Regions from separate parts of the Homo sapiens genome. Here region 2 is linked to region 1. The links are chromatin loops, found by intact Hi-C in ENCODE. Cell type or tissue: mammary epithelial cell. All regions are shown on one strand.

Region 1 (5,000 bases):
GTCCTGCCCACCTCCCCTCCCCACACTTCCAGGAGCCACAGAGTGGCTGGGAAGCTGGGTGGGGCCCTGGGTGTCTCCATGACTTCCTGGAGTGCCTTGGGCTGGTCACCTGTGAGTAACACAGGCCCCTACTTACTGAGGGCCCAGCAGGGTGAGCCGGGCTCAGCAATGCCCTTTGCATCCCGGCCTGACCACTGCTTGTAGAGGTGGAGGCGGAGGCGGAGGGTAGGGGACCAAGGTGGTGCGTGACCTGGAGTGCCCTCCACACTGACACTGGCTCCACTGGGGCTGGAAGCAAGTCCCTTCAGCAGCTTTGACAGGGCTTTCACTCATTCATTCGTTCACAATCATTCACTCCTTTGATGAGCTGGTCTGTGCCTGGTCCTCGGCTCGACCTGCATGTAGGTATGCCCAGAGATGAGTGCAACAGACCCTGCCTCTGTCCTCAAGGTGCTCACAGCCTAGCACAAGAGGCAGACAGACACAATCCCATAGACAAACATGTGAAGGGAAGGTTCACCGAGGACACACAGTGACAGAGCAGGGGGACTGGGCCTCAGCAGTGGGGGAAGGGGTGATCCCTGCGATCCCAAGGTCATGCAGAAATCAAACACCTCACAGGAAGAGAGTTTCAGAGAGAACACAACCTGTGCAAAGGTCCTGTGGCAGGTGGGTTCATGGCCTGTTTGAGGAACAAGATGGACAATGTGCCTGACAGCCTGGACAGTGTGGGTGAGGGCTGAGGCTCAGGATGGGCAGGTGGAGGCTAGACGGGAAGGGGCCTGGTGCATGTGGGGAGGGGGAGTTCTGCCTCCAGTGGACGAGCAATGAAAAGGTGACGGTGCGTTTCAAGCAAAAGAGGCTAGGCCAGGCCTAGTGACTCATGTCTGTGATCCCAGCCAGCACTTTGGGAGGCTGAGGTGGGAGAATCACTTGAGCCCAGTAGGTCAACACTGTGACCAGCCTGGGCAACATCATGAGACCATGGCTCTTCAAAAAATTAAAAATTAAAAAATTAGCGAGGTATGCTGGCTCACGCCTGTAATCCCAGCACTTTGGGAGGCCGAGGTGGGTGGATCACTGGAGGTCAGCAGTTTGAGACCAGCCAGGCCAACATGATGAAACCCTGTCTCTACTAAAAATACAAAAATTGGCCAAGTGTGGTGGTGTGCATCTGTAATCCCAGCTAATTGGGAGGCTGAGGCAGGAGAACCACTTGAACCCGGCAGGTGGAGTTTGCAGTGAGCCGAGATGGCACCAATGCATTCCAGCCTGGGTGACAGAGTGAGACTCCATCTCAAAAAATAAAATTAAAAATTAGCCTGCTGTGGTAGTGCACACCTGTGGTCCAGCTACTCGGCTGGCTGAGGCAGGAGGGTCACTTGAGCCCAGGAGTTTGAGGCTGCAGTGAGTCAAGATCGCATCGCCAGCTGGGCATGGTGGCTCACATCTGTAATCCCAGCACTTTGGGAGGCCGATCACTTTGGGTCAGGAGTTTGAGACCAGCCTGGCCAACATGGTGAAAACTCGTCTCTACTAAAAATGCAAAAATGAGCTGAGCATGGTGGCGTGCACCTGGAATCCCAGCTACTCAGGAGGCTGAGGCAGGAGAATCACTTGAACCCGGGAGGCGGAGGTTGCAGTGGGCCAAGATTGCACCACTGCATTCCAGCCTTGGCAACAGAGTGAGACTCCATCTCAAAAAAAAAAAAAAAAAAAATCACATCAGCCTGGGTAACACAGCAAGACCCTATCTCAAAAAAATAAAAATAGAAAGAGGATAGGACCAGACTGGCACAGAGTAGGGATCACACTGGCTGCTGGGGGCACAGGCTGGGAGGAGTGGAAACAGGTGCCAGGACAGAAGCTGAGGGCAAGTAGGATAGGCAGGTCTCCTGTGGCCCCTCTGCTGCCCTTATGAGAGGTGGGAAACAGGCCTGGGGCCACCTCATGGCATCAGAGGCTCACCTGTGCGCTGAGCCAACTGCCTGAGGAGGCCTGGTGCTCAGCCTCCCTCACCCCCGTTCCATCGTCCCAGCCAGCCAGCCACTGACTCAGGAGCTGAGGCCGAGTGGGCAGGAAGTCAGGGAGGGCAGGGCTGGCTCCTCTGACAGGTCAGGCCAGTCTTCCTTGCCTCAGGCAGAGCCATCTGGACAACTCTGCCAGGCAGGGGCATCCTGTCTGCCGTGGCACGGGCCAAGAAATGGGGTCATGGCACCCAGCCCCAAAGGTTGGCCAAGTGTTGGCATGGGCCTGACCCCAGGCTGTGTGAAGAGAGCCAAGCTGGGTCTGGGTCTGGAACATGGTACATGAGCCCCAGCCAGGCAGAGGGCCAGAGGTGGTAAGAGGTATTGCCGGCACCTCTCCTGCTGGAATCTGGGCCTGCCACTGGGAAGGGCTCTGACCCTGACCCAGGTCCAGGGGTCTGTCCCAGGCATAAAGTTATAGAAGGTCTAAAGCCCAGATCTGCCCCCGCCCCTCAGCCAGGTCCCAGGAGCTAGAAGACAACCTCAGTACCAACTGGGAGGCACGAGCAGTTTCAGCCTCCGGATAAGCCCCGCCAGCTCTCCCAGGACTCCTGTGATTAGCACCGAGGGGAAGCACCAAGGGTGTGCTTGCTACAAGGAGCAGCTGCAAGGCTCCTCCTCTGTCCTCCCCTCCAGCCCATCCCTCCCGCTCAGGCCCCTTCCCACCAACCCAGACATTCTGCCATTGCGCCAGTTCAAAGCAGGCTGGGTCCCTTGGATCTGTCCCTATCACCCAGGCTGGAGAGTTAGTTAGGATCCTTTGACCCCCCTCCACCCCCACAGCCCCTAGCTCCCCCGCTGTGTGCAGACTGCTGGTAACCAGGTTCTAAAGGCGGGTGGCACCTTGAAACCATACAAGGCAATGTTGGATAAACTGAGAGGGGTCTCCTAAAAGCTTCCCTTGAGCCTCTGGGTAAGTGGGGACCTGTGTAAGGCCAGGGCACAGGATTGGGGCAGGGGGTGAACACCAGGCAGATGGGGTCTCTCCGTCTACAAGAACCTGCCACAGAGGTGAGAAGCTTCAAGGACATCAGGAGGTCCTGTTCCTTGAGGAAAGCCAGGCTGGAGGCTCTTGGAGCCCTCTTTACCCCTGACCCTGGGCATCTGTGGATGCTTCTGAGGGCTTCAGAGGACACAGGGCCAAGGGAAGAGGCAGGGAAACAGTCCGACAAGAGGCTGCACAGCACTGATTGGAAACTCAGATGGTTCTGGGGCCGGGCAGGAAACTCAAGTGAGTGGACAGCTTGGCAGGAGGCAGCAGGGAGTGGTGGGGACTGGGGTGACCCATGAGCCCACATTTTGGCAGAGGGAGCAACCGCCACTCAGCCCCAGCTGAGAGTTCCTGTTCAATGCAAGCTGGGAAGCCCCATTTTAATATGAAACCACCTGATTTTTCAATGTTAGCAGTGCCTTCAAAGTTGTAAAAACTCCCATAAAGCCTGCACTAAATGCACCCAAAGGCCAGCCCCAACCCAGGAACAGAGGTCCGCAAGCCATGCCCTAATCCATGTAGACCGAGAAACGTATGGGTTGTGGAGCCCTGCCAGCCCTGGAAAGGGGCCCTGTGGGGAGAGGGCCCTGTGGACGGGAGGTCCAGAAGGTGACTGTCCCAGCCAGGCCCTGCTTAGCCCTTGACGGCTAGACACAGAGGCCATCCTGCCTTCTGGAGATAACTGAGTCCTCCAGAGACTAGGAAACCCTCCAGCTGGTGTGGCCCAGCCTCCCAGGGATAAGCCTTCAGGCCCCCCAAAGACTAGAGCTAGCCCAGCCAAGGGCCTTGGCTACAGGCCGGGCTGGAGGGGGTGTGGGTGTCCCAAGGCTCTCCGGAAGTCAGGAGCTGAGCTGGGCCCCCAAAGGCTCTGAGGCATGACTGACCACAAACGCGGAGGGGGAGGAGGGCAGAGTGTTTTCCTGGAATCCTCCAAGGCAGGGGATTTTTCTGGACTAGTCCGGCCCCTGGCACCCGCCCCTCCTGCCCAATCAAGGGCCACTGTCAACTGCAGCCCAGGCCCCACCCACCGACGGTGACCACCCCTATGCCTCCACAGCTCAGGCTTGAAGCTGCCAGTAACTGTGGGGCCGTGGGCAGACCACCACTGCCCTCCCTGACACAGCCCCTTCATCTCATAATATGGTGGGGAAGAGAGTCCAGGGCTGCTCACAACTCTTAAGGCTGTCGTGGCTAAGAGGACCCTGAGCTCAGATTTGGCATTGGAGTTTATACTTAGGAGGCTCTTGAAAGGGCTTTGTGTGGGCTGCCAGGAGTTTTTTGAAATTGGGATTAGCTACCAACAATAACACATTGAGAGATTTCACCTAAAAATCTGGATTTCCAGTTTCTCTTCAAAAATCCAAAGCTCTAGCTGGCCCGGGCTGGTCATGAGGACTCAGCCCTTACCAGCCCCACTCCCGCCATCCTGCCTCTCCAGGGCCGCAGAGGCCCTGGGGTGGACTTCTGGCATTTGTCACCTGCCTGGTGCCTCATAGGCATCTGGGCTGTGACGCTTAGGATTCCTAAATAGTCTCTCGCTTTTTACACAAAAAGCAGAAACCTGCCCAGTGTCATCCGGCAAACCCACGACGGGCAAGGTCTCCCCGCGCAGGTCAGGTGGCCGCAGGGTGAGGGCCAGGGCAACCCGGCCCACGAGCCCCTCGGTGGGGAAGGGGCGTGTCTCCACGCGGCTCCGCCCCGGCCAATGGGGAGAGGCCCCGCCCCTGCCGCGGCGGGCCCGCCCCCCGGGACTCTTAAGGCGCGACCTGCCTCCAGCGAGCCGACTCCGGAGCCCGAGCCCGGGGCGGGTGGACGCGGACTCGAACGCAGTTGCTTCGGGACCCAGGACCCCCTCGGGCCCGACCCGCCAGGAAAGACTGAGGCCGCGGCCTGCCCCGCCCGGCTCCCTGCGCCGCCGCCGCCTCCCGGTGAGTTTCTGTGGGGCTGGGGGGCTGCGGGCGGGGAAGGGGGCGCCACGGCCA
Region 2 (5,000 bases), 600 kb before region 1:
CGCCGCTCCCCTCCTCTGGCCCGAGGACCTGCTCCACGCGGCAGGGCTGTTGCAGCGCACCAGCATCTCCCAAAAACGCGGCTCTCGAGCCCTTGGAGGCTGCTGTCTCATATCGCAGTCCCCAGCCCCTGTGACTACTGAAATTTTACCAAACGAATAATATTACAAAAAATAAAAAACTCAGTTCCTCGGTCACCCTGGTCACATTTTTATTTTTTTGAGACGGAGTCTTGCTCTGTCGCCCAGGCTGGAGTGCAGTGGCGCGATCTCGGCTCACTGCAAGCTCCGCCTCCCAGGTTCATGCCATTCTCCTGCCTCAGCCTCCCGAGTCGCTGGGACTACAGGCGCCTGTCACCATGGCCGGCTAATTTTTTGTACTTTTAGTAGAGACAGGGTTTCACTGTATTAGCCAGGATGGTCTCGATCTCCCGACCTCGTGATCCGCCCGCCTCGGCCTCCCAAAGTGCTGTGATTATAGGGGTGAGCCACCACGCCCGGCCACCCTGGTCACATTTTAGGTGCTCAAGTTATAGCACTGCCCTAGGCCCTTCTATGTGCTGTAAGATGAAAACTATTTCACCAAAACTGAAACCAATTTTTTTTTTTTTTTTGAGACGAGGTCTTCTGGAGTGCAGTAGCGTAATCACAGCCCACTGCATGCAAACTTGACCTCCTAGGCTCAAGCAACCCTCCTAATTCAGCCTCATGAGTAGCATGAGGGACTATAAGCATGCACCACCATAACCAGCTATTTTCTTATTTTTTTCTACAGAGACAGGGTCTCACCATGTTGCCCAGGCTGGTCTTGAACTCTGGGCCTCAAGTGATCTTCCCACCTCAGCCTCCAAAAGTGCTGGAGTTGCAGGTGTGAACCCCAAAGCCCAGCCTGAAACAATTTTGTTTTGAGACGAAGTTTCTCTCTTGTTGCCCAGGCTGGAGTGCAATGGCACGATCTCAGCTCACTGCAACCTCTGCCGCCTCCTGGGTTCAAGTGATTCTTCTGCCTCAGCCTCCTGAGTAGTTGGGATTACAGGCATGCGCCACCAGGCCCGACTAATTTTTGTATTTTTAGTAGAGACGGGGTTTCGCCATGTTGGCCAGGCTGGTCTGGAACTCCTGACCTCAGGTGATCCACCCGCCTCAGCTTCCCAAAGTGTTGGGATTACAGGTGTGAGCCACTGCGCCCGGCCTGAAACAATTTTTATAACACTAAATTATCATTTGCCTTTTGCACTATGTTGGACATCTGCACAGATGGGAAAAAAGCAATCTTTTTTTTTTTTTTTTTTGAGAAGGAGTCTCACTCTGTTGCCCAGGCTGGAGTGCAGTGGCATAATCTCGGCTCACTGCAGCCTCCACCTCCTGGGTTCAAGTGATTCTCCTGCCTCAGCCTTCCGAGTAGCTGGGACTACAGGCGCATGCTGCCACACCCAGCTAAAAAGCAAAAACAAAGGAAAAGAAAGCCAACATCACCAAACTCTACTGTTATCACACACACTGCTGCTGCTGTACAGTCACAAGAAAAAAAATACCAGCCATGCTTAAGAAAATTTGTTTAAAATTTTTCTTCTTTTTTTTGGGTAGAGATGGGTTCTTGCTATGTTGCCCAGGCTGGCTTGAACTCCTGGCCTCAAGTATTCCTCCTGCCTTAGCCTCCCAAAGTCCTTGGATTATAGGCATGAGCCACTGCTCCCAGCCAAGAAAAAATATTCTTTATTTTTAAGACAGGGTCTCACTCTCTCATCCAGGCTAGAACGCACTGGCACAATCATGGTTCACTACAGCCTCAACCTCCTGGGCTCAAGCAATCTTCCCACCTCAGCCTCCTGAGCCATTGGGACTACAGGTGCACCACCACACCTGGCTAATTTTTAAACTGTTTTGTAGAGACAGGGTCTCACTACGTTGCCCAGGCTGGTCTTGAACGCCTGGCCATAAGTAATCCTCCTGTGTTCGCCTCCCAAAGTGCTGGGATTATAGGTGGGAGCCACTGTGTCCACTCATTTCTTAATTAATTAATTTATTTTTGAGATAGGGCCTTGCTCTGTTGTCCAGGCTGGAGTCCAACAGTGGCATCACAGCTTGCTGCAGCCTTGGACCCCTGAGCTCAAGTGATCCTGCTGCCTCAGCCTCCTGAGTAGCCAGGACTACAGGCATGCACCACCACACTTGGCTGATTTTTAATTTTTTGTAGAGACAGGGTCTTACTATGTTGCCCAGGCTAGTCTTGAACTCCTGGCTTCAAGTGATCCTCCCACTTTGGCCTTCCAAAGTGCTGAGATTACAGATGTGAGCCACCACACCTGGCTGAAAAAATATTCTTGATGAGATAGTAAAAAGTATTCCTTGTATTAAATCTTAAGCGTTTGGTACATGTGTGTGGTTTTTTTTTTTGTTTTGTTTTTGTTTTTGTTTTTGTTTTTTGAGACGGCGTCTCGCTCTGTCTCCCAGGCTGGAGTGCAGTATCTCGGCTCACTACAAGCTCTGCCTCCTGGGTTCACACCATTCTCCTGCCTCAGCCTCCCGAGCAGCTGGGACTACAGGCGCCCGCCACCACGCCCGCATAATTTTTTGTATTTTGTTTAGTAGAGACGGGGTTTCACCGTATTAGCCAGGATGGTCCTGATCTGCTGACCTCGTGATCTGCCTGCCTTGGCCTCCGAAAGTGCGGGGATTACAGGTGTGAGGCACCGCGTCTGGCCGCCTGGTACATGTCTTTTATTCTGTGTGATGAAACATTCTGCCTATCTCCTCACACAGAATAAAAGATGTGCGCTGCATAGGCACAGTGGCCACATCAGGAGGCAGTACTTGGGCAAGTGTTGGAATTTACAGCTGAAGTAGCTGCTTGCCCTCGTGGAGCACATTAAAACTTTCAGGAATGACTGAGAGATAAGCTATAGTTACTAAGCTCTGGTTATATGTCAGACATTTTCTCAGAAATGAACAAAGAGGGCCAGTTACTTCAAGGACAACTGACAGTATTTGTTGCCAATGCTAAAATTTGGGCTTTCATAAAAAAATCAAATGCTTTGGAAAACTTGTACATGGGCTTCACAGCTTCTCAAAATTTATTATTAGTATTATTTTTTGAGACAGGGCCTCACTCTGTCACTTAGGCTGGAGTACAGTGACATGATCAAGGCTCAGTGCATCTTTGACCTCCCAGGCTCAGGTGATTCTCCCACCTCAACCTCTCGAGTAGCTGCAGCTACAGGCATGCACTACCATACCCAGCTAATTTTTTTTTAATAGAGATTAGGTTTCGCCATGTTGCCTAGGCTGCTCTCGAACTCCTGAGCTCCAGGCTAGAGTGCAGTGGTGCAATCATAGACCCTGAATTCCTGGGCTCAAGCAATCCTTCCCCCTCAGCCTCCCAAAATGCTGAGATTACGGGTGTGAGCCACCATGCACGCCCTGCTTTTCTAAGTTGGTAAGACTTGTTTGAAGAGACTGATGGTGGTATTAACAAATGTTGATTTTTTTTTGACACTGTATAGTGAAATATGTCAACATATGGAAAATCTGCAGAACTTAAGTGTCAATTGAAAAAAAAATCATGCAAGCACAAAAGATCCATTCCAAGTACAAGATGGATCAATGGATTCTAATGTCACAGACTATGAAAAATCCAGTGCTATAGATTCTGGTTCAATGTCGCAACTAACCTTTAAGAAACCTTCACTGGCTGAATTTTGGTATAGTATCAAAGAATATCCACAATCAGCTGAAAGGGCTACGAAAATACTTCTCCCTTTACCAACTACAGGATTTTCTTCATACACTTCAACCAAAATAACCAATCACAACACAGTAAATGCAGAGGCAGATACCCTTAATAACGCCACTATTCTTACTTATTTTTGTTTTGGAAAAATTGTTTTTCATATAAATGTTTTCTATGGGTGCCATGTAACAGACTATTTTAAATGAACTAAATATTTAAAAATTTTTCTCTTTTTTTTTTTCAGACAACAATCTCACTTTTGTCTCCCAGGCTAGAGTGCAGTGATGTGATCTGGGCTCACTGCAGCCTCAAACTCCTAGGCTCAGGCAATCCTGCCGCTTCCGCTTCTCGAGCAGCTAGAATTATAGGCGTGCACCACCACACTTAGCTAGTTTTATTTTAGTTTTGTAGAGATGGAGCCTTGCTATGTTGCTCAGGCTGGTTTTGAACTCCCAGCATCAAGCAAGCCTCCCATCTCAGCCTCCCAAAGTGCTGGGATTACAGGTGTAAGCCACTGTACTCAAATTTCTCAACTTTAGTTTCCAGTAGAGTAAGCAATGATAGATAATCCACACAACAACTCTCTGGGGCCCTCAATTTCTAAGAGTATAAAGAGCCCTGAGATTCACTGTACTCCACACTCTCCAGGGTCCCTTCCAGCTGCAGAGTAACATGGTCTCAGTCTCTAACATTTCTCTGCAATCTTTCCCAAAAGTGTCATCTGCAGCCTTGGACTTTCTGAGTCCTGTCTCCCATTTCTAAGGTTCACTTGACAATTTTCTGATACCCTGTTATCTCTTTACTGTGGATACATCTCAAATGGATTCCATCCAACTTCCACTGTGAGGCGGGCTTACCTCACACATCTCAGACCCCAAAGATGCCTAACCTACCCCTCCCCCATGTCTCACTACACAGGGTCCCTAGGCGCCACCCTGCCCCTCACTCTGCATGCTCAGCTTCCTCACTGCACCTGCAGAAACCTTCTGCCTCCAAGTCACCCTGTGCTGTCATAATGACCATCTTCCTTAAATTATGGCTTTTTTGGTTATTCTCCTACTCACATACATCACTGGTTCTTTATACTTTTATGAGTAAAGCCAAGCTCCTTAACCTGCTCAAGGACCCAGACACATTTCAACTCGGCCCCTGCCAGCACCATCAGAAGACAGCTCTGCAGCCTGGGTGCCCTCGGAGCAGCAGCTCATCTCTCACTCCTGCCATGAGCCCCACAGGCACAGGGCAGGGGTCCTGCTCAGCCTGAGTGTTTCTG

What was found. Hi-C counts contacts between places; a loop is a spot of excess contacts. Peaks named below come from ENCODE experiments on the same cell type or tissue, not always from the same donor. Only the 100,000 strongest peaks of a DNase experiment are listed, where the experiment ranks them.
Region 2: it touches region 1 in a loop (5-fold over the local background); 1 of 110 quality-filtered maps calls a loop at or near these places.

Annotation. Positions count from the first base shown.
Region 1 is chr16:4,367,048-4,372,047 of GRCh38, forward strand. The region is part of intron 9 of CORO7-PAM16 (CORO7-PAM16 readthrough); the gene reads right to left. All of the region lies in intron 9 of CORO7 (coronin 7), which reads right to left. It overlaps VASN (vasorin), which reads left to right and starts at 4,801. Exons shown (of 2, transcript NM_138440.3): 1 at 4,801-4,946. RefSeq lists enhancers at 2,107-2,606, 4,183-5,000. In mammary epithelial cell, no CTCF peak of the experiment used is centred here; a DNase peak (open chromatin) is centred at 2,084; H3K4me3 peaks cover 451 bases.
Region 2 is chr16:3,762,574-3,767,573 of GRCh38, forward strand. The region is part of intron 16 of CREBBP (CREB binding lysine acetyltransferase); the gene reads right to left. Among named protein-coding and RNA genes, the nearest start is that of TRAP1, 48 kb to the left of the region's middle. In mammary epithelial cell, no CTCF peak of the experiment used is centred here; no DNase peak of the experiment used is centred here.